3 separate regions of the Homo sapiens genome follow, and regions 2 and 3 are each linked to region 1. A link is a loop called in an ENCODE intact Hi-C map of the cell type or tissue named here. Cell type or tissue: B cell. All regions are shown on one strand. Region 1 overlaps CDC123 (cell division cycle 123). Region 2 overlaps CAMK1D (calcium/calmodulin dependent protein kinase ID). Region 3 holds the start of MIR4481 (microRNA 4481).

The links. Peaks named below come from ENCODE experiments on the same cell type or tissue, not always from the same donor. Only the 100,000 strongest peaks of a DNase experiment are listed, where the experiment ranks them.
Region 2: it touches region 1 in a loop (22-fold over the local background); 17 of 110 quality-filtered maps call a loop at or near these places.
Region 3: it touches region 1 in a loop (22-fold over the local background); 79 of 110 quality-filtered maps call a loop at or near these places.

What each region holds. Positions count from the first base shown.
Region 1 is chr10:12,249,097-12,257,096 of GRCh38, reverse strand. It overlaps CDC123 (cell division cycle 123), which reads right to left. Exons shown (of 13, transcript NM_006023.3): 12 at 7,379-7,516; 13 at 6,508-6,786. The coding sequence ends at 6,760. Among named protein-coding and RNA genes, the nearest start is that of CDC123, 57 kb to the right of the region's middle. In B cell, CTCF peaks have their summits at 3,850 and 4,050 (motif pointing left); a DNase peak (open chromatin) is centred at 4,016; H3K4me3 peaks cover 332 bases; H3K27ac peaks cover 539 bases.
Region 2 is chr10:12,481,136-12,489,135 of GRCh38, reverse strand. All of the region lies in intron 1 of CAMK1D (calcium/calmodulin dependent protein kinase ID), which reads right to left. Among named protein-coding and RNA genes, the nearest start is that of MIR4480, 94 kb to the left of the region's middle. RefSeq lists enhancers at 3,718-3,977, 4,028-4,077, 6,106-6,712. In B cell, a CTCF peak has its summit at 3,682; DNase peaks (open chromatin) are centred at 3,685, 6,405 and 6,815; H3K4me3 peaks cover 1,720 bases; H3K27ac peaks cover 2,898 bases.
Region 3 is chr10:12,653,063-12,661,062 of GRCh38, reverse strand. The region is part of intron 2 of CAMK1D (calcium/calmodulin dependent protein kinase ID); the gene reads right to left. It overlaps MIR4481 (microRNA 4481), which reads left to right and starts at 7,866; the gene lies at 7,866-7,925. RefSeq lists a silencer at 4,179-4,473 and an enhancer at 4,802-4,861. In B cell, CTCF peaks have their summits at 4,136 and 4,335 (motif pointing right); a DNase peak (open chromatin) is centred at 4,342; H3K27ac peaks cover 789 bases.

The DNA.
Region 1 (8,000 bases):
CCATTATTCGAGTTTTGGGGGAGCATTATTTTGCATTCAAAATCCAGAAGTGAGCAAATCATACCCTGGGATCTTTGTCTCTCCTTTCTTAAGACTCATTCGGGCCTAGCGCGGTGGTTTATGCCTATAATCTCAGCACTTTGGGAGGCGAAACCCCGTTTCTACTAAAAATACGAAAATTAGCCGGGCGTGGTGGCGGGTGCCTGTAATCTCAGCTACCAGGGAGGCTGAGATGGGAGACTTGCTTGAACCTGGGAGGCGGAGATTGCAGTGAGCCAAGATTGTGCCATTTCACCCCAGCCTGGGCTACGAGAGCAAGACTCCATCCCCCCTTCCCCCCTGCTGGCCAGAAAAAAAGATTGATTTGGACATTCTCATTTTGATTTCAAAAAAGACAAGTCTGTGGCCACCAAGGGTGATGAGAGGTGGCCATATGATGTCCTTTTCACTCCTCATACCTATAAACTCATTGAGAGGTACCAGTGACCTTTCTGCACGGACTGTCTTTTAAATTGTCTGTTTACAATGCTGTATCCATTTATACTCCATTTATTTCCCCATGAGGACCTGAGAGTGGCCAGGCATCGTGGCTCATGCCTGTAATCCCAGCACTTTGGGAGGCTGAGACGGGAGGTTCACTTGAGTCTAGGGGTTCCAAACCATCCTGGGTAACAAAAAAAATGAAAGTAAAATCAGCCAGGCATGGTGGTGTGTGCCTATAGTCCCAGCTACATCTGAGGCTGAGTTGGGAAGATCGCTTGAGGGCAGCCATTGGAGGCTGCAGTGAGCTATCATCATGCCACTGAACTCCAGCCTGGGCAATAGAGCATGACCCAGTCTCCAAAAAAAAAAAAGTATTTGAGAGTATTCCTTCCTCTCCATTCCTTCTTTCCTATGTCCCTACCTGGCGCTTTTTTTTTTTTTTTTTTTTTTGAGACAGAGTCTCGCTCTGTTGCCCAGGCTGGAGTGAAATGGCATGATCTCGGCTCACTGCAACCTGTGCCTCCTGAGTTCAAATGATTCTCCCGCGTCAGCCTCCCGAGTAATTGGGATTACAGGTGCCCAGTACCACGCCTGGCTAATTTTTGTATTTTTAGTAGAGACGGGGGTTTCGCCATGTTGGTCAGGCTGGTCTCGAACTCCTGACCTCAATTGATCCTCCCGCCTCGGCCTCCCAAAGTGCTGGGATTACAGGCTTGAGCCACTGCGTCCAGCTCCTGGTGTCCTCTTTCTTTTTTTAGACGGAGTTTCACTCTGTCGCCAGGCTGGAGTGCAGTGGCCCGATCTCGGCTCACTGCAACCTCCGACTCCCTGTTTCAAGTGATTCTCCTACCTCAGGGTCCCAGGTAGCTGGGATTACAGGCATGTGCCACCACGCCCAGCTAATTTTTGTATTTTTAGTAGAGACGAGGTTTCACCATGTTGGCCAGGATGGTCTTGATCTCCTGACCTCATGATCCACCTGCCTCGGCCTCCCAAAGTGCTGGGATTACAGGCATGAGCCACCGTGCCCGGCCTCCTGGTGTCCTCTTTCTTTGGTGACTTTTTTTTTTTTTGTAAAGAACTAAGAACTCCAATGCTCTCAGCATTACCAATACATGCAAAGGAGGCTATGCTTCTTTTGTAAGTGAGAGAAACTCAGTCTGGCTTTGGAAGCTTGAGCTTTCATTGACCTGAGATATATGCCTTTCACAAGGTGGAAAACAAATGTTCCTAAAAGCAATAACATTACTTGACATTTTTGTAGCATTTTTTGTCTTCAAAGCAATTTGTAGACATTAAAGAATAAGCTGTCAGCCCTTCCCAGATAAGAATCATTGCCTAAGTGCTTAGTACAACCCTGTCCTGTTCCTCAGACCTAAACAGTGGGCCCTGCTTATAAACTGTGGCTGAACAAAATGACTTCTTAGGAGGAGAAAACAGAGGGAGGGTGGGGGAATGAACTCAGTTGGAAGGAAGAAAAGAAGACGACCTGCAATTTATCTAGTACATATTGTGAGTCTGGGGTGACAGTTTGGAGAACACTAGGGCTTCAGCCTGGCTCTGTGCCTGTTGCCCAGGCTGGAGTGCAGTGGCACAATCTCGGCTCACTGCAACCTCCACCCCCCAAATTCAAGCAATTCTCCTGCCTCAGCCACCTGAGTAGCTGGGATTACAGGCACGTGCCAAAATGCCTGGCTAATTTTTTTGTGTTTTTAGTAGAGGCAGAGTTTCACCATGTTGGCCAGGCTAGTCTCAAACTCCTGACCTCAGGTGATCCACCCACCTTGGCCTCCAAAAGTGCTGGGATTATAGGTGTGAACCACCGCGCCAGGACTCTTCCTTTCTTTCCTTTTTATCTATTTTTTTTTTTTGCGCGGGGAGGGGAGGCGGTGCAGTGGTGAGATCATAGCTCACTGCAGCCTTGAACTCCTGGGCTCAAGCGATCCTCCTGCCTCAGCCTCCTATGTCGTTAGGACTACAGGCATGCACCAGCATGTCTGGCTAATTTGTCTTTAAAAAAAAAAAACAACTTTTTTTAGAGACAGGGTCTTACTATGTTGCCAGTATCATTTTATTTTGGTTTTCTTTGATTAAAAAAAAAAAAAAGACGCACCTGAATGCATTCTCTCTTTAGGTCATTCATGCCAGACTTTTTGCCTAACCGTATAACTTTTAGCTATTTCTTCACTACATTTTTGTTACGATGTCTTAGATTTCTGTTCCTCAATCTTTTTGTTTGTTTGTTTTTGAGATGGAATCTTGCTGTTTCAGGCTGAAGTGCAGTGGCACAATCTTGGCTCACTGCAACCTCTGCCTCCCAGGTTCAAGTGATTCTCCTGCCTCAGCCTCCCAAATCGTGGGGATTACAGGTGCGCACCACCACACCTGGCTAATTTTTTGTAGTTTTGGTAGAGACGGGGTTTCACCATGTCGGCCAGGCTGGTCTTGAACTCCTAACCTCAAGCAATCTACCTAACACGGCCTCCGAAAGTGCTGGGATTACAGGCATGAGCCACCATGCACGGCCTAGTCCTCAAGCATCTTTCTTTTTTTTTCTTTTTTGGAGACAGAATCTCACTCCGCTGCCAGGCTGGAGTGCAGTGGCGTGATCTCAGCTCACTACAACCTCTGCCTCCCGGGTTCAAGCAATTCGCCTGCCTCAGCCTCCCGAGTAGCTGGGACTACAGGAATGCACCACCGTGCCCGGCTAATTTTTTGTATTTTAGTAGAGACAGGGTTTCACCATGTTGGCCAGGATGGTCTCGATCTCCTGACCTTGTGATCTGCCCGCCTCGGCCTCCCAAAGTGCTGGGATTACAGGCGTGAGCCACCGTGCTCAGCTGTATCTTTCTAAGGTGTATACATACCTGCACTGTGTGTGAGTGGTAAGTTTACCGTGATTTATTCTTTCCTTAGCATGAGCCAAGGACAACATGTGAATAAAACAATGTTTAGATCCTGCTACAGGGAAGGTTTTGGGAAAGTCAACATCTTTGGGGAGCAGTTTCGTCATCTGTCAAAAAAGAAAAGAAGGGACTGGGCGTGGTGGCTCACACCTGCAATCCCAGCACTTTGGGAGGCTGAGGTGGATGGATCACCTGAAGTCAGGAGTTTGAGACCAGCCATGGTCAACATGGCGAAACCCCGTCTCTACTAAATATATATATATATTTTTTTCTTGACTCTGTTAAAAAGAACGTGCCTTTCATATACTGTACAGAAGTCTGCCAAGCAGAATGATTGACAATAGCTACCATTTGTCTGTGGTCTGTGACGTGCAGTGCACTACGCTACAGGTTTATGAGTTATCTCACTTAACGGACTCCAGAAAACTCTTCTTACCCTTTGCAGGTAACAAACTTAGTCAAAAAAACTGTCACATAAGGTTTCTGCTTGTTTTTTAACGATCCTCAATCATCAAAAAGAGAAATGGTTGAGATGAGAAAACCTTACGAACTCAGAAAATGCAAATCAAATGAGACTCTTGAAAACAAAACTGGCAAAGCGTGCTGTCTCCAGGAGGCCCATGCGACATGACACCACCTGCAGGACAAAGCACATATTTACCCCAACCCTTCAAAGGCAACTGCAGCAGCGTCTTCTCTTCAGAAGGAAGGACTGCAGGGACACGCTGAGGAAGCACACAGGTTTCCATTTTCTGAATTCAAGCACAAGCCTGAGGTACCTCAAAGAAAGAACAAATGCCAGTAAAATAAAAGGACGATTCAAAACTTAAGAGCTGGGCGCGGTGGCTCACGCCTGTAATCCCAGCACTTTGGGAGGCCGAGGCGGGCGGATCTCTTGAGGCCAGGAGTTTGAGATCAGCCTGACTAACATAGTGAAACCCCATCTCTACTAAAAACACAAAAATTAGCTGGATGTGGTGATGCATACCTGTAATCTCAGCTACTCAGGAGGCTGAGGCAGGAGAATTGCTTGAACCCAAGAGGCAGAGGTTGCAGTGAGCTCAGATCGTGCCACTGTATTCCAGCCTGGGAGATAGAGTGAGACTCTGTCTTAAAACAGAAGTAATTTTTAGGCAGGCATAAATTATACTGGGCTTTAGGAGAATATTTCCTGCATAGTATCCTATATTTCCTGATATTAACATCAGGAAAATCAACTAAAATTAAATACACTAAGTAAACAATGCACAAAAATCACATTTTAGAAAGTGACCTGGGAGTTGAAGTCCAGTTTCCCCAGGAAAATGTGCGCAAAAGTGTAATGAGAATTGTACAGTTTATGAACTCTCTGCCAAATTTTGCTTGGGTCTTTTTATTTTATATAGTCTGAATATAGTTTTCTTTTTTGTGGGGGATGGAGGCTCGCTCCGTCACCCAGGCTGGAGTGCAGTGGTGCAATCTCAGCTCACTGCAACCTCCGCCTCCCAGGTTCAAGTCATTCTTCTGCCTCAGCCTCCCAAGTAGCTGGGACTACAGGCGCCCACCACCACACCCAGCTAATTTTTGCATTTTTAGTAGAGATGGCATTTCACCATATTGGTCAGACTGGTCTTGAATTCCTGATCTTAGATGATCTGCCGGTCTCGGGCTCCCAAAGTGCTGGGATTACAGGCATGAGCCACCACATCCAGCCTAGTCTGAATGTTTTCAATTGGTATCAAATATATTTACTTTTTTTTTGGCTTGGTAAAATGCCATCTTGACAAAGCCAGCTTCCAGAGCTAAACTTAAAATCAACCCTTGATACTAAATCCATCATAGGTGGATAGGCACCTGTAAGCAGTTTAAAAAAACAAAAGTATTTCTGAAGTACCTGTACATTAAACAGTTGAGGCCAGGGGCGGCGGCTCACACCTGTAATCCCAGCACTTTGGGAGGTCGAGGCAAGCAGATAACCTGAGGTGAGCAGTTCAAGACAAGCCCCATCAACATGGAGAAACCTCATCTCTACTTAAAATAAAAAATTAGCTGGGCATGGTGCCACATGCCTGTAATCCCAGCTACTCAGGAGGCTGAGGCAGGAGAATCGCTTGAACCCAGGAGACAGAGGTAGCGGTGAGCCAAGATGGCACTATTGCACTCCAGCCTCGGCAACAAGAACAAAACTCCATCTCAAAAACAAACAAAAAAACAACTGGCCCCACAAATGGCAATTGAGGCCAGACACAGTGGCTCACACCTGTAATCCTAGCAGTTTGGAAGGCTGACGCAGGAGGATTGCTTAAGGCCAGGAGTTTGAGATCAGTATGGGCAACACAGGGAAACCCCATCTCTACTACTTAAAAAAAAGAAAAAAAGGGCATCTGATGTACTGAATACAAAGATCAAGTACTGAGGACGAAGATTACCACCGGATACCACGTCGGGCAGGTACCCTGGGAAATTGTGATGTCTGTATCCTTCAAATTGCTTGGTGATGTCAACTAATACAGAAAGAGCTCTTAGTAGAATGTCTGGCACATCATAAAGCCTCGGTAAATTAGGCACAATTGATATCATCACTTAAAAATGGTGGCCTTTTAAAAACGCCACATGGCAAAACCCCATCTCTACAAAAAAATACAAAAATCAGCTGGGCGTGGTGGTGTGCACCTGTAGTCCCAGTTACTCAGGAGGCTGAGGCAGGACTGCCTGAGTCCAGGAGATTGAGGCTGCAGTGAGCTGTGATTGTGCCACTGCACCCCAGACTGGGCAACAGAACAAGACTGTCCCTAAACAAAACAGGGCGGGCGTGGTGGCTCACACCTATAATCCCAGCACTTTGGGAGGCCAAGGTGGGCAAATCACTTGAGGATCAGGAGTTCCAGACCAGCCTGGCCAACACGGTGAGACCCTACCTCTACTAAAAATATAAAACTCAGCTGGGTGTGGTGGCATGCACCTGTAATCCCAGCTACTTGGGAGCCTGAGGCAGGAGAATCGCTTGAACCAGGAGGTGGAGGTTGCAGTGAGCCGAGATCGCACCAGTGCACTCCAGCATGGGCGACACAGCGAGACTGTCTCAAAAAATTAAAATTAAAATAAATAAATAAAATAATGACTCGGTAGAAAAGCAACGTATTTCATAGAAAGCATTTTATTATCAGAACAGTATGGTTTTCCTATGTTTAAGATCTATTTATTATGTTATTTTTACAAGTAGCAAAGTCCCTCCGTTTTTTTCCCCAGGTGAATGTACATGAATATAAAAAGTGGCTGATGTCCACACTGCTCGGCCCACCCGCATCAGGGTCGGCAGGAAGTTGCGGCTGATGAGCAGCTCCCGGAGCGGTGGGGCGGGGCCTCCTCTTCTCCAGTTCCAGTACGCTCATCAGTCGTCCTCCTGCTGATTTCTCTTCTGTCAAAGAAAACCAAGGGGATGTTAAAATAGCACATGCTCCTTGGGATATCTGCTCAGCAGGTGTAATTTTCTAGAGGTCTTGGCAAAGGATGTAATTAAAAATTGTCATGGAAAACCATGCTTTAATTCATTAAACTAGTTTATCACTTTGACTCCTGAGCAAATTATCCTCAGGTATTTGAGTATTTTCTTCTCTTTCTTCCATACATACAAAAACTCCTACACAGAAATCCACACAAAAATATAAATATTCACATCCCCTCTTGAGTAAAATCACCACCAGAGCAGAGACCTGCTCTCCTTACAGCCTTCTAACAATATACACACTTTCTTCAAAGTTACAAGTATTTTGAAAAATGTTCAAAAGGCATGTACAGCATAAAAACATTTTCTGTCATTCTAATCAATAAATTATGCCTTCAGCTCCTATTTCATATTTAATTAGAAAATGCTCTAACTCAGTAACTTGGTTCCATTCATAACCATCAAAGTCTAGGTGATACAGGATTCCAATGAAATATTATATAAAAGCCAATTTGAAGGTCTATTTGAAAAGATGGCCAGCATACTAAATGCACATAGACTTTACCAGCTTAAGGAAGTCTATTAGCTTGTGAGCGTCCTCCCCAGTAGAGAGGTCTACAAAGTCCTTGGGTAGCCGGTAACTCAAATAGGGGCTGGGCTGGACTGTCACTTCACTGTTTGTGCAACGGAAAGCTGGGGAATCCTGTACAAAGAAGAAAAAGGAGAAAGAATATCAATCATTTATTTTTAGGCCTATTCTGTGAACTAAAAAAGAACCTAGCAAAACAATTTCAACTCCATGTTTTCCTCTGTACTTGATGAGGAGAAAGGAAGATGCTTAAGTTAAAATGAGCCGGGCACGGTGGCTCACGTCTGTAATTCCAGCTGGAGTGCAGTGGCTCACTGCAGCCTCGACCTCCTGGGCTCAGGTGAACCTCGCACTTCAGCCTCCCAAGTAGCTGGGACTATAGGCATGCGCCACCACGCCCAGCTGAGTTTTTTAAATTTTAGTACAGAAAATATCTCAGTATGTTGCCCAGGCTGGTCTTGAACTCCTGAGCTGAAGCAATCCTCCTGCCTTGGCCTCCCAAAGTGTTAAGATTATAGGCTAGGTGGGCTGTTGCACCCATGCCAAACTATTTTTTTTTTTTTTTTTGAGGCAAAGTCTCGCTCTGTTCTCAGACTGG
Region 2 (8,000 bases), 230 kb before region 1:
AAACTCCCTGTCTCTACTAAAAATATAAAAAAATTAGCCAGGCACGGTGGCGGGCGCCAGTAGTCCCAGCTACTCGGGAGACTGAGGCAGGAGAATGGCATGAACCTGGGAGGCGGAGCTTGCAGTGAGCCGAGATCACACCACTGCACTCTAGCCTGGGCCTCAGAGCGAGACTCCATGTCAAAAAATAAATACATAAATAAATAAAAGGCTGCACAGCAGGAGGGGGACGGCAAGTGAGCGAAACCTCATCTGTATTTACAGCCGCTCCCCATCCCTCGCATCACCGCCTGAGCTCCGCCTCCGTCAGATCAGCGGCGCCATTAGATTCTCACGGGAGTATGAACCCTATTGTGAACTGCGCACGCGAGGGATCTAGGTTCCACACTCCTTATGAGAATCTAATGCCTGATGATCTGTCACTGTCTCCCATCACCTCCAGATGGGACTGTCTAGTTACAGGAAAACAAGCTCAGGGCTCCCACTGGCTCTACATGATGGTGAGTTGTAGAATTATCTCGTTATATATTATATATTACAATGTAATAATAACAGAAGTAAAGTGCACAATAAATGTCATGTGCTTGAATCATCCCGAAACCATCCCCCATCCCAGTCCACGGAAACATTTGTCTTCCATGAAACCAGTCCCTGGTGCCAAAAAGGTTGGGGACCACTGAGGGAGACAGTCTGTATTCATGAAAATCTCCTCTGCCATCTGCACTAACTGGAGTCACTGCTTATGTTCATAGTGAGTTGATCCATGGAATCAACCCCTCATTTTGTGCCCTGCAGAAGACACTCTAAAGATAGTCATTTCCTCATACTATACTCATCCAGGGTGCACAGGGGAAGCACTGAGTGTTAACCACCATCACATCTGGGATTTGGGCACCCACCTCTGCGATTTCAGGGGGCTTGGAAGGCCTCCATCCTCAGAAAAAAAAATCTGCACCCATTCAACAGTCAACACTGGAAACTTGACCCAGACTTCCAACTCTGTGAAGTACAATAGCAAGTTGTTAGCAGTCTCTTCTACTTAGAGTGAATGGGGTTGGGAGAATTAGAGGGAATGATGGCTGTGAAGGGAGTGGAGCTTGGAAAAGAGGTTTCCTGGCACTTTAGGAAATACCCTCGTATTTCCCAGGCTTGTGTTCATCAAGTGAAGTTGCTCTGTTGAGATCCTGAAATGCCAAGCTTATTTCAACATGGCTGGAGGAGCCATGAACCCATGTCTATTTAACAAGCATGTATTAAATAGGTATTTTTATGCTATAGGTAATTTGTTGTCCCAAATCCACACTTCCCATTTCAGCTAATATTGACATTTGCTGAATACTCCTCAGGGTCTACAGAGAACCAACATTCTGCTGTTAGAACAGACAGAAAAATCACAGTCCCAGTGACTCCTCAGAACAGACTGCATCTTTCTGAGGACAAAAGCCCCTTGTAGGATCCACAAGAAGTGATTCCAGTTACGTGACACCTTTCTTCTGGGATCTGTGGCATTGCAATGATGAGCTGAGCTCGCTGCAGGCATTGATTTGAAAAGGATTCAAGGATGACTTTGGAGTCAACCCAATAAAATCAAACTCAAATCAACAAAAGTACAAATCAACTCAGGCTGTCTCTGCCACAGGCCAACTCCCAGGTCCATGTTAGCTGTTAGAGGACAGTCCATGAAATAAGTCATCAAATTATAAGCCTTGTGAATTGATCAATAAGGTCACTCAATTTTATGAATTAGAGGCTGGAAGAAGTGTGGGGTAGTTCATTTGAAATAATCCATGTATTCCTGGAAGAGTTCACATAAATCAAAATTTTCCATATAAAAGAGGAAACCCGATAAAGAGACCTTGAGGAGAAGCCTATTTTAATGAAAAAATTTAGCTCCTAAAATGATGAGAACATATGAACATAATGCGAGGGACAGCTGACACCGGGGCCTCCTTCAGGGTGGAGGATGGGAGGAGGAAGGGGATCAGAAGAAATCACTATTGGTTACTAGGCTTAGTAGTTGGGTGATGAAATAATCTGTACAACAAACCCCCATGACATGAGTTTACCTATATCACAAACTTACACATGTACCCCTGAACCTAAAATAAAAGGTGTTTTTTTTCTTTTAATTAGCTCCTAAATTTCTCCTTTTGCCCAGTTTTGTTTTATGTGTGAATTTTTTTATTTTTACATTTTTAGAGACAGGATCTCATTCTGTCACCCACGCTGGGGTGTAGTGGTGCGATCATGGCTCACTGCAGCCTCAAACTCCTGGGCTCAAGTGATCCTCCCTTCTCAGCCTCCCAAGTAGCTGAGACTACAGGCATGAACCACAGTGCCTGGTAATGCATGAAATGTTTTAAAAGTGGGCCCCTCGGGGCTGTAAGCCTCTGGCTCACTGCCTGTAACACAAAGATTAAACTGAGAGAGACCCCAAATTCCACGGCTCTGCTTCATTGCTGCCTTTTTATAAAATCTTGTAACAGAGAAGCTGGCATTTTGGCTGGGCTACAAAGAAGGAGTTTACTCAGCAGATAGTTGTACTAGGGTTCTCCAGAAAAACAGAACTAATAGTGTCTGTACGTGTGTGTGTGTGTGTGTGTGCACGCGCACACATGCACACGTGGGTACATGGTGCATGATTTATCATAAGCAATTATAAGAGACTGACAAGTCCCCGCCAGGTGCAGTGGCTCATGCCTGTAGTCCCAGCACTTTGGGAGACCGAGGCAGGCAGATCACGAGGTCAGGAGATCAAGACCATCCTGGCTAACACAGTGAAACCCCATCTCTACTAAAAATACAAAAAATTAGCCAGGTGTGGTGGTGGGCACCTGTAGTCCCAGCTACTCCAGAGGCTGAGGCAGGAGAATGGCCAGAACCTGGGAGGCGGAGCTTGCAGTGAGCTGGGATCGTGCCACTGTACTCCAGCCTGGGTGACAGAGCGAGACTCTGTCTCAAAAAAAAAAAAAGAGACTGGCAAGTCCCAAGACTCATAGAATTAATAGCATGTGTACGTGTGTGTGTGCACTGCATGGGTGCTTCATTTATTGTACAAAATTATAAGATGCTGGCAAATCCCAAGACCTGTAGCGTACGTCAACAAGCTGGAGACGAGACTCTCTGCTAATCTTGTGGCACTCTGCCGTGGTCCCTGGGAAGGAAACTGCCTTCAAATCAGGCCGTCTGGGTGACATGGTAGCCAGAGCCTGGGATGGACACCAAAGACTCACTCTGGGCTGAATTTGGCTCTGTTAAGCGAACAGCGCTGCTACAAGAGACAGACGCATACTCACAGGGCTATCAGGTCTTAAGCCCTAGTTAATATGCTGGGAAAAAAATAATATGACATCTTGGCATATTTAGCAATTTTCTTCTGAAAGTTCCAACCCTCCCTTATCGGTGACCCTGTTTGAACTCATGACTCCTCGAGAAAACGTTAACATTTCCTGTTTGCAGATAAAGAAGCTGAATTAGAGTTTTGAGCGGTGTGGCAGAGACGCCACAATCTGGTAGTCACAATCGAAGCCCCACCCTCCCTTCCAGGACTCCCAAAGCACCTACAGGCCCAACGAGCAGTGCCTCTGCAGCCTGCAGACCCACCGGCTCCCTGTGACCAGCCCTCCCCTCTCCTCCACCTGGGACAGGCAGGTGGCAGCAGACACATTTGCAGCTGGGGCCACCTCGCCACTGAACCTGGGGCCCAAGCTTCACCACCATTGTGCTGCCTGTTTCTACTCCCTCCCCCACGACAGGGGGCACGAGGAGCTCCACAACCAGAAAGAATCCCCAGGAAGCTCTGACCATCCCAGGAGCCACCACTGGCCACAGTCCTTCTGCTCCCCAGGGACAGCCGAGAGGCAGCCACGTCTCTCTACCCCAGGAGCTCCTCCTCCCCTAGCTCGGTCTCACTCACTCGCTGTAATAATCTGCCTTAGCCATGTTCGCTAAAAATACACTTCGCCTCTCGGTTACACTTACTAATGCATTCTATTTCAGGCCCGTGTGCATTCTTGCTTAGAAATACCCGTATGGGGAGCGGTGAAAACATGCAAGACGTGAAGGCGACTTTCCTTCCCGAAAGCCTCCTCTCTGTCCGGCTGTGCTCAGCACACCAATCTGAAAAGCAAATCTTTCCACACCAGATGGTAATCGGTGACATTACAGAAAAGGCCTGGGGTAGGAGGAGAAGGGAAGAAGCCAGTAAGGGCAGAGATTTCTGCGGGGCACACCATGAGGTACCCCTGCTTCCTGGTCATCACACCTGCCCTCCCATGACACGCCCAGCCCAGCCCCACCCCCTCCCCCCCAGAGTCACTGTGCCCACAGGAGCAGCTGCAGAGTGGCCTCTCCACTGGAGTCACATGCCACATGTTAGAAACCTGGAGAACATCTCAAGAGAGCCACAAGCTAGGCTCTCCTCCACGAGCTGCCCCCTGGAAGACACTTTCCACATCTGAGGCCAGGGGACGTCATCGCTTCCACTGCTGAGTGGTCCCCGTGAATGAGCTCACCCTCCCCGCAGCTATTTCCCTGCCTGGCTTCCACCATCTTGGAAGAACAAGTAAGCTCAGCTGCCAGTGGCTCCCTGACTTGGCTGGTGTTTCCAAGAACTTCTGCTCTCTCCTATAATTAAGGAGGATAATGACAGCTCTCCATCTCCGATCTCTGCCTTCCTGCAGGGAAGGAGGCAGAAGAACGATTGTGTGATCCCTGTTTAAAGTCCTTAATCATGTTTCTTCTTCCTGTTTTAGCCCAGGATCTCCTGTAATTGGCCCTCCTCCCTCCAAACACAGAGTTCACGCGTTTTCCTGTATCTGGAGGTGAAACACGAAGAGAGATGGCGACTTGGTGTTGCCAGCCGCAGAGCAGGCGGGGCCGGAAGCAGGGATTGCAATGCCCGGTGGGAAGCTGAAAGCAGGGAGGAGGCTGAGCCGGAGCTCAGAGCCCAGCTGGTGCATATTTATGTCTTCCTTATTGCAAAGCTCATGGGTGACAGACACTTGGATGCGCGCAGTGAAGCATTTGGAACGCCACCCAAGCCTGCCTTCTACGAGTCCAGGATTGTGGCTGCGGGCACCAACCTCACACCCCCATGAAGTCACCGGGTCACCAGCTATAAAATCAGCTCATTAAGAAAATTAAAACTGGAGGCCAAGCACAGTGGCTCATGCCTTTGGGAGCACTTTGGGAGGCCGAAGTGGGTAAATCACCTGAAGTCAGCAGTTTGAGACCAGCCTGGCCAACATGGCAAAACCTGATCTCTACTAAAAATACAACAATTAGCTGCTCATGGTGGTGCACGCCTGTAATCTCAGCTACTAGGGAGGCAAAGGCAGGAGAATCACTTGAACCTGGGAGGCGGCGGTTGTAGTGAGCCGAGATCACGCCACTGCACTCCAGCCTGGGCAACAGAGTGAGACTCTGTCTCAAAAAGGAAAAAAAAATTAAAATTGGATCTCTTTTTTTAGAGGCCAGGTGTGATGACTCCAGCCTGTAATCCCACTGCTTTGGGAGGCCCAGGCGAGAGGATCACTTGAGGCCAGGAGTTTGAGATGACCCTAAGCAACATAACAAGACCACATCTCTACAAAAAATAAAATTTATAAATAAATTTTTAAAAAATAGAAATTAAAGAAAAATTAAACATGAGACTGCTGTAATCCCAGCACTTTGGGACGCAAAGGCGGGCAGATTGCTTGAGCCCAGGAGGTCAAGAACAGCCTGGGCAACACAGCAAGACCCTGTCTCTACAAAAAATGCAAAAGTTAGCCAGGCGTGGTGGTGCACACCTGTAGTCTCAGCTACTTGGGAGGCTGAAGTGGAGGACTGCTTGAGCCCAGGAGGTTGAGGCTGCAGTGAGCTATGATCACGCCACTGCACTCCAGCCTGAGTGACCAAATGAGACCTTGTCTCAAAGAAAAATTAAATTAAATTAAAATATAAAGCATGAGACTGAATGATGCTCCACAAACACAGAATGGAGTCTCCCACAGGGTAGAATATAGGGGCTACACCCAGGTCCACCCAGACAGCAATGCAGGGCAGGGAGGAAGCTGGGCATTAGAATGAGAGATTAGAAAGAAAAATGGGAACAGGGATCTAGAAATGAGTATTTTTCTAACCATATTATCTCTTTTGCACACTTAGCTAGCACCGTAATGTGGGCAGGGAAAGGGTTATTAACCACCTGAAATATGAGATCCTACCATCTGAAAACGTCCTGAACCACAGCGGCAGCGGCAATGTTATTTATGGAGGTCTCTTCCACCCTTAGTAACAGAAAGCGCGGCTGTGAACAAGGAGCTCTCCAGCACCGTCGTGACATCCCTTTGGTGAGTTCAGAGACCAAAATTAGCCCTATCGCCTGGCAGTCTATCTTCAGGTGCTACCACTAAATGCAATTACATGTGCATAACAAAAGACAGTCACAGCCACAGGCTGTTCATCAAGCTGGCCCAGTAGGTATCAATGCAAATGTGTGTGTCACGTATACACGCATATGGGGGAAAAAACCCATTAGCACTCAGGAAAAGTTCCGCAGGTTCCCAGGCCTCATCCTTTTTCATTTTCTCTGCTATTCCTCTGAATCTGGCTCCCAAGACAGAAGAATTCACTGCTTCGAGAGAAAAAAAAATTCTATTATTCCAACTTTCTTTCCTGGAGCATAAAGAGTGAAAGTGGCCGGTGAGATTTCTTTAGCAGGAAGAAAGTTACTTCTCCATTTTGGCTACCGGGTGTTATAAAACAAGTGGATGCAAGCGCTGACCTGGAGGTCCCCTAAGTGGCCCTACATCTCCACCCAGCTCCAAAGGTGACCTGCGGGAAGGGCCTCATTCCCTCCAGAACCACCCCCAGCTTCCCAAAGTGCTGCTGGGCACAGTCTGCAAACTCTAGTGGGCAGGGGTGGGGTGAAGAAAGGAGAGGAGGCAGGAGCCAGCACTATGCTACGGTTCACATCCCTCTTTTCAGAGACAAGCTAAGAGGATTAAAGAGGTAATTGTTGCTTCTGGAGCTCTTCAGCTATAAGATGCTCTATAAATACCAATAACCACCCCCTCAAGGGAAACACATTTCATTACAGTGGAGGTAAACACTGCACCAGCCTGCAAGAAAGATGTGATGGATCACGAAGGGATTTGCTGCCATTCTAAGCAGACTGATGGAGAGTAATTATTAAGCATCGTGAGTGATCCACACAGTGTCCAGCTCTGACTGCAGGCCCGAGCTCCCTGGGCTGCTTGTAATTGCCCAATGGGTTCTTCCTGCCCACTCCACAGACAAAAGCAATTCACTGAGACCATGGCATTGCAACAAGAAAGAGTTTAGGCCAGGCGTGGTGGCCTACACCTGTAATCCCAGCACTTTGGGAGGCCAAGGCGGGCAGATCACCAGGTCAGGAGTTCGAGACCAGCCTGACCAACATGGTGAAACCCCGTCTCTACTAAAAATATAAAAATTAGCCGGGCGTGGTGGTACACGCCTGTAATCGCGGCTGCTCAGGAGGCTGAGGCAGGAGAATCACTGGAACCTGGGAGGCGGAGGTTGCAGTGAACCAAGTTCCTGCCACTGCACTCCAGCCTGGGCAACAGGGCGAGACTCCATCTCAAAAAAAAAAGAGAAGAGTTTAATTGACACAAGGCCAGCCACACAACATGGGAGACAGGTTATTACTCAAATCAACCTCAGAGGCTACGGTTTTTCAAAGATAGTTTGGTGGGTCAAGGACTAAGGGAATGGGTGCTGCTGATTGGCTGGGAATGCAATCATAGGGGTTTGGAAAATGGTCCTGGTGTACTGAGTCCCTTTCTAGGTGGGGCCACAGGACTGGCTGAGCCAAGAGTTGAGGGTCCAGGTGGGGCCACCTGGTCATCAGAAATGCAAAAGGTGGAAAAGACATCTCAAAAGGCCCATCTTGGGTTCTAACACCACAATAGTGATGTTATTTACAGGAGTAATTGGGGAAGTTGCAAATCTTGTGATCTCTGGAATAATGGCTG
Region 3 (8,000 bases), 400 kb before region 1:
TCCAGAGTAATTAGAAAGAGGTTCTCCTTAGCCCATATCTGCTAGTGTCATCAAAAAAGAGAATCAACTGAACAGAGAAAAGAGGCAGAGATGTCAGTTATAGGCAAATGGAAAATGGAGATTCTGTCAACTAGCACAGCGAAATCCCAGAGGTCAACACTCTTTCCAAAGTATGGCCAAGAGGATCTTCATCCATAAGGGATGTTGACTCTCAAACAGCAAAATGTCCTGAAATGTGCGTAATTCAAAGCCATAATAATGTCACTGAAAACAACTTCAGGTGATAAAAAGAAACTCAACTTAATTTTCATCACTTATCATTTACCAGGCCCAAAGTAAGCATGAGCTGACACATCTATATACAGAGAGAAAATGGTTTATATGGCAACCTACATGAAAGCCTCCATAATCTCCAATAATGCACAGAAATGGTAGAGGGAAGTGGGTCCAGGCAGAGAGAGTCAACTTGAATGGGAAAAAAGCACATGGGCATTGAAGCAGACTTCTGTCCATATAGTAACTGACAGCCAAGCAAGAAAACTCCAGAAAAAGCCAAGAAAACATTTTAAAATTAATTCATGCATAAAAAATAACTGATACCAAATGTACAAACAGGCCCCGTTACAAAGCCCCCAAGCTTTGTAAGGGAACATCAGGACCCAAAGGGTCAGCCTGCTACTGACTACACGTGCTTCTGTGGAGTGAGAGTAACATCTTCCCCTCCAGCCTCATGTACCCCAGTTCAAGGATTCACAAATTTTTAACTCCATGGCAAATGAGGAAAATTTAAGAAAAAGAAAGAAAAAGCAAAGCACAAAAGAGAGGAGAAAAAAAGTTCAGCATTTCTCACTTTTTCCATTCGATCATTTTACTGATCTGCAGGGCATCCCTGGAAGCAATTATGAGGTAATTCAGAGGAAGCAAAAGACCACAAAATGCCTTTCCTTGCTATTGCCATTCTCTAGTAATGGGCATTGACCTACTTAGGTTATGAACGCCAGATGAAGACAAGGGATGTAAGAAAATACAATCGGAAGGGAGAGACAAGAGTGAAACTGATTATAAGAGAGGATGAGGTGGGGATAGCGAGGCACAGATTGCCCTGCAATGTGCAAGGAGAAAGTTACGTCAACGAGCCGCAATCAGCTTCCGGTCCGCTTTTCAGGCACTTCCGGGTTTACAGTCTAGTCTGGGAAAGGCCTCTCTCCGCAAGCAAAGGCCATAGAGGACCAGGTCTTTCACTACCCACCATTGTCACTCTAAGCAGCCCAGAAAGCTGAAATTTTATTCACACAAAAAGAGAGGCGTGGTTCCCTGGCATGGAATTGCCTCAAAAGTACTTGAAGAATATTGTGATGTCTTGGCAAACCCTCCCGTTTATCTAAGTAAACGCTTATGTTTTTTCGAAACTGAAAAAAAAATCATTTCCTCCTTACTAGGGTCAAATTCTTGTTTTCTCACATTATAATCAGTGTGGGAAATAATGCTGAGAAAATTGGGATATTGTCAGTCACAAGAACAGTGATAGCACTGAAATATTGGCCAGATGGTATTAAAAGTAATACCTTTCATTTTAATAAACAGGCACATTGGCAGGTGTTATTTCATTCTGCAACAGCCTTATAAAGTAGGCATTATTATTCCTATCTCACAGATGATCACTCACAGTTTATAATCACTTAATTGTTCTCCCCAACTCCCTCTGGTCTCACTCTCTTCCTATCCATTTTCCGTGCTGTCTCCTGAGTGATCTCTCCAAAATATAGAACTGATAAAACTTCTTAGCATGAAATCCAGCACTGGCTCCCTGTAGTACAGGAGAAAGTTCAAACAACTGGCATGGCTTACAAGTCACTTGTTACTTGTGAAATGGGAAAAGTTCCCTTATCCCACTTGCAGGGTGTGCGACAGGGGGACTGGCTCACGTTCTCAGTGCCAGCTGTTGATAATCCTAGGGGAGCATGCAGACGGGCAGGCTGTGGGCCTCCGACCCCACAGCAGCATCTGGGGTGAATGCTTACAGCTTCCGAAGCCCCAGTGGGCATGTGTTACAGGGTGCTCTTTTAGTTTTGCCATCTGTAAGCAGCTTGTGTTAATCAGCTCTATTAGACCCTCTGCCTTATCACAAGGACAGAGGGCTTTCTGTATCCTGGGGTTCTTGCCTTGGTGTACCGGAAAAATCGGATCACACGTGGGCTTGGAGAATGAGTGCAAAGTTTCTTATGGAGTGGTAGCTCTCAGTGAGGTGGAAGGGGAGGCCAGAAGGGGAATGGAGTGGGAAGGTGGTTTCCCCTGGAGTCATGCTGCCCAGCGGCTGGGCTCTCCTCCAACTGCCCCAGCCAAACTCCACGTCCTTCTGCTGGTCAATGGCCTGATGGTGTCTTCTGCTGCCTGTGGGTCTGCCGGTGCATTCCTCTTGATGTCCAGCCATTTGTGTGTGTGCCCACTAGGGTCTCAGGGTTTTTATAGGCACAGGATGGGGACATGGTGGGCCAGGGTGGTCTTGGGGAAGGCAACATTTGGGCACAAAAACAGAAATGCCTGTCCTTACCTAGTTTTGTGCACATAGGCCTGGGGGTGGAGCACTAGGCATGGACCATGACTTTCCCTTTCCCAAGCACTTCCCTGCCCCCCTCCCCTATCACTTGGTCTTTACTTGCCCATCCCACATCATCTTCCACCCTGCCCCACACCAACATTTTACTGAACCCCGGCAGGTCTCGCACACCCCGCCCTCCCCAGCCATGCACACCTTCGTCTCTGAGTGTGCTCATCACTCTCCTGTCTTCTTACGAAAATACTCATCCTTTAAGACTCATTTCTCTATCACCTCCACTGAGAACCCTTTGCTGTTTCTCACAGCTTGCAGCACCAATCACCTTTCCTCTGGGTCACCCCAGTTCTTTGTTTTTTTTGAGACAGAGTCTCATTCTGTCACCCAGGCTGGAGTGCAGTGGCACGATCTCGGCTCACTGCAACCTCCACCTCCTGGGCTCAAGCAATTCTCCTCTCAGCCTCCCGAGTAGCTAGGACTACAGGTACGTGCCACCATGCCCAGCTAATTTTTGTATTTTTAGTAGAGACAGGGTTTCACCACATTGGTCAGGCTGTCTCGAACTCCTGGCCTCAGTTGATCCGCCCGCCTCAGCCTCCCAAGGTGCTGGGATTACAGGTGTGAGCCACCGCACCTGGCCCACCCCAGTTCTTGGATCACCTTGCTGTCTGTACTGCATTGTATCCAGGTATCTGTTTGTATGTAAATGTGTGTGTGTATATTTAAATGATCTTACAGGCAGAGTAAAACATCTAGAGGGATACATATCAAACCAGTGAGTAAACACTTCAGAAAGTACTAGAGTAGAAGATTCTCACTTTCCAGTTTTTCCTCAACTGGGGCTCTTCATCTGAACCACAGAACACAGAAAATGATTCAAGTGACTACTTTCTCAGTCCTCCAAGACAGCACCATTCTAGCTGCAAAGGAGAAAGTTAATTTAGTGTAGACAATAAATGTCTTAAGCATTAGCGCTTCATTCTCTCACTGAACCCAAGAACAGTCAAGTTGCTAAACTGTTGTATTGCCCAACTTTTACAGAAAGGTGTTTTTATTTATTTATTTATTTATTTATTTATTTTTATGAGACAGAGTCTCTCTCCATCACTAGGCTGGAGTGCAGTGGCACAATCTCAGCTCAATGCAACCTCAGCCTCCTAGGTTCAAGCGATTCTCCTGCCTCAGCCTCCCGAGTAGCTGGAACTACAGGCATGCGCCACCACACTCAGCTAATTTTTGTATTTTTAGTAGAGACGGGGTTTCACCATGTTGGCCAGGATGGTCTCGATCTCTTGACCTCGTGATCAGCCTGCCTCGGCCTCCCAAAGTGCTGGGATTACAGGCATGAGCCACCGTGCCTGGCCAGAAAGGTGCTTTTAAAAAGTTCTTGATGAAAATCATTAACCAAGTTCACCAAGTTTACCAAAATATATCCATAAAAGTGCACACAAAAAGAAATGCATACTGATTAGTGGAATTGCACAAGCAATCAAGAGATTAGCTTGCGTCTTAGCTCTGATACATCTAACTGCAAGACTTTGAACAAGTCGTTAAATACTTTCTGATTTGATTTCTCATTTGTTAAATGAACATCAAAATATGTCATCTTGTTATTTATCTATCCACGTGTATATATATGTGTTTATGTAAAAAAAATGTATATACACACACACATGTAACATATTACTGTATAGTTAGAGATCTTGTGTTGTAGACCATAGGCCACTTCAAGAAATGAGCAGAATTCAAAATCCTAAGCTTCAAATCACCTCTCTTTGCTGCCAGAAGATGGAGCTATACTCAATGGGCAACTAAGGAGCCAAGACTATGATACCTAAATCAACTAAGCTCTTAAGTCTGTAAGCTAGTTTTGTTGTTGTTTTTTAAAGATTAAGTACTACATGTTGATACTGATTGTGAAATGAGTTTTTCCTTGAATCCTTATAAACAAACAAACAAATGACAATAAAAACCCTTGTGCACAAATGGCGGTTTTTTTCTTTTCTCTTTTTTTTGAAACAGGGTCTCTCACTCCGTCACCCAGGCTGGAGCGCAGTGGTGTGGTTTCGGTTCACTGCAACCTCTGCCTCCCAGGCTCAAGTGATCCTCCCACCTCAGTCTCCCAAGTAGCTAGGACCACAGGCATGTGCCACCACACCCAGCTAATTTTGGCATATTTTTGTAGAGATGGGATTTCACCATGTTACCCAGGCTGGTCCTGAAGGTATTTTCTTAATAGCACCCCAGGCCTCCTTAGTACAATGCAGGGTACCCACTGTGGGGGCATAGCTAGCACTCATATGTGTAGGGATGCAGTGCTAGAGCCTGTAATGGTCCCACAGGAGGGGCATCAACGAGCTGGTTCTGTCTCTGACACTATGACCACATTCTGGTCACATCCCCTTCCTGGGTCTCGGTTTCCTTGTCTAGAAATCAACCAGCCAGACCAGAAAGTCCCCAAGGTCTCTTCCAACTCTAACAATCAATGAATCTAAACTTATAATGAGGCAAAGTGCATTAAGGTATCTATGAGAACCATCAACTTTGACTCTAAGTCCATATTCAGTGTTCTCTGGAATAGTCTTTGCTACACAGAAGCCTGGTGACAACTTGTGCATCAATAGGTTCTTTATCTGCACAGACAAGTTTGTCAGCTGGACACAGAACAGAATTTTCTTGAGACATGAAGTTGTTTACACAGAAAAGACCCACTTTTCCTTCTCCCACATCAGCATCCACAATGCCTGGACTAATACAGAAACGCCCAAGTGATTTGCTCTTGTCTAGAATGGCTCTAGAGGTCCAGCTGAGGCCTGGCGGTCTTTCGACCAAAGGAGAAATAAGTTAGGTCCAGTTCAGTGTGAAAAATCCAGTGTGAAAAATCCAGCACATATCAACACTCAAGGAATGTTTATGGAAGAATGAATGAATGAATGAACAATTAATTCTCACCTTCCAAAAGTCTTACAGACTCCAGACATTCCAAAGCTACACACCAGAATGAAAAAAGGTTCTAAGATTTGACTGTGTATTTCTTTCCTATTTCTGTTACCATCCATGAGAAGTTACCAGTGAATGGGTGATACAGTTTGGATAGTTTTTCTTGCCCAAATCTCATCTTGAATTTCAATCCTCAATGCTTGAACATGGGGTCTAGAGGGCAGTGTTCAAGTCATGGGGGTGGATCCCTCATGGCTTGGTGCTGTCTTTGCGACAGTGGCTTCTTGTGTGGCACCTCCCCCTCCCACTCTCTCTCGATCCTGCTTTCACCATGTGACATGCCTGCTCCCCCTTTGCCTTCCATCATGAGTGTAAGTTTCCTGAGGTCTCCCTAAAAGCCGAGCAGATGCCAGCACTATGCTTCCTGTACAGCCTGCAGAACTGTGAGCCAATTAAACCTCTTTTCCTATAAATTACCCAGGCTCAGGTATTTCTGTATAGCAATGCAGGAACGGCCTAATCCAATGGGTCTCAAGCTCAGATACGTGCTAGAATTATCTGAGGAGTTCCAAATGTACTAATAACTGGAACATTTTTGGAGATTATGATTTGATTGGCCTGCGGCGTGGCCTAGGCGTAACAAGTTCTTTATAGTTTCTCCAGTGATTCAAACGTGCAGCCAAGTTTGAGAACCACTGGTAAGTCATTTATTACTAAATTACTGAGAATCTTAGGTCATGGGAAAGGGTTCAACTTTAGATACTTCAGAGCTGATAACTTCGTGGCTTCCGTGCCCATTTTAAATTTATCTAGGCTGAATACATTTATTTGATAATAAGTCTGATTTTTAAAGGTTAAGATCCAGGGTGTCCTAAGGATAAAGATTTAAGGCTACATGGCCAACCCATTACTCCTCTCAGGATAAGAATATGAAAAAAATAACATTTCTTAGCAAGTATAATAGTATTAGCAACTAATATTTCTTAGCAAGTAGTATTAGTAATACTTCTTCTACTATTTCTTAGCAAGACTTTGAAACACTAACACATTTAAAGGAATACTGTCATTTCCTTCTTTGAATCTTTTGGTAACTTTTTGTCAAAGGGTAATATATATTTCTGTGGGCATTTTAAACATGAAAATTAGCACCAGGAGTCTCAGAAAACATTAAGGTGTTTACCCGCCTTGAAACAGAGATTAACTCTTGTAGCTTGGATTTCCTAGCTTCACTGATGTGAGAACCCACATACACCAAATCACCTTAGAAAGGGAAATCTCAGAAAGCTTGTTTCAGATTCACTGTGGATGCTTACAAGGTGAATTTAGAAGCTATTCCTGTATGAAATACTGTTAATGACACAGAACTGCTGGGGTGTATCCTGCAGCTTCCTTCACATACTCTGTGCCCCAGATTGAAGACGCTGGGCTTGAATTCAGGAAGCATCTTTGAGGTTTCTAGCTCTGAACACTTGCATTTATATGAGGATAAGTAAGTGGAAGGGAAACAAAATAATGCACTGGAATCTAGGGGAAAGGTATTGTTTCTTTTTTCTTTCCTACCACTAATGTCCTGTGCTTTCTCTGTGCTGATACCCACATGGAAGGGTCCATATTTCACAACTCAAACCCATGACCATGTCAAGCCAACAGGTGCCCTGAATAGCACCTACTGAAATTGGAGGACCCAGTGCTGCTCTTTCATTCAAACGAGATAATGAAGCATCAGGAACACAGGCCAAAATGATCCTAGGCATTGCACTAAAGCTACTGGGGTATGGCAACATTTATTTAGAAAGTGGGAAGCCAATTGTAAAAGAAAAAGATGAGATGAAAATAGTAAGATGAAAAACAGAGAGGGAAGTCTGTTTTGAACAACCATCTAATTTCAGTTCACTGTCAGACTTAGGGGGATTGAACTCATACTGTATAATGTTCCTCATCATTCTGGGAAAGTGCCCACATTCAGAGATGATGGTGCAGAATTGAGTGTTCTTTAATTTTTGCACATCAGTAATTAACGTTGTCACATGGTTGGCTCAGGTCACACTCAGGCTTCAGATAACCAGGCACATTCCAATGGAAGAAAACATCTTTCAAGCACTCATATGTTGGGAATGAATTAGGGTGTTTGTGGTTCATTGTATGTGTGTTTTTAAACATAATTTCTTATTTTCTGATCATCTCTATCAGTGTGCATAATAAGGACAACTCTGTGCTATGGTATGAATATTTGTTTCCTCCAAAACTCACACTGAAATGCAATCCCTAATGTGGCAGTATTGTGAGGTGGGGCCTTTTAGAGGTGACTGAATCACAAGGGTTCTGCCCTTATGAATAGATTAACCCATTTGTGGATTAATGGGTCATCACAGGAGTGGGCTGGTGGTTTTTTAAGAGGAAGGGAGACCTAAGCTAGCACATGAGCACGCTCAGCCCCCCAGCCATGTGATGCCCCACAATGCCTCAGGACTCTGCAGAAAGAGTTCCCCACAGCAAGAAGGTTCTC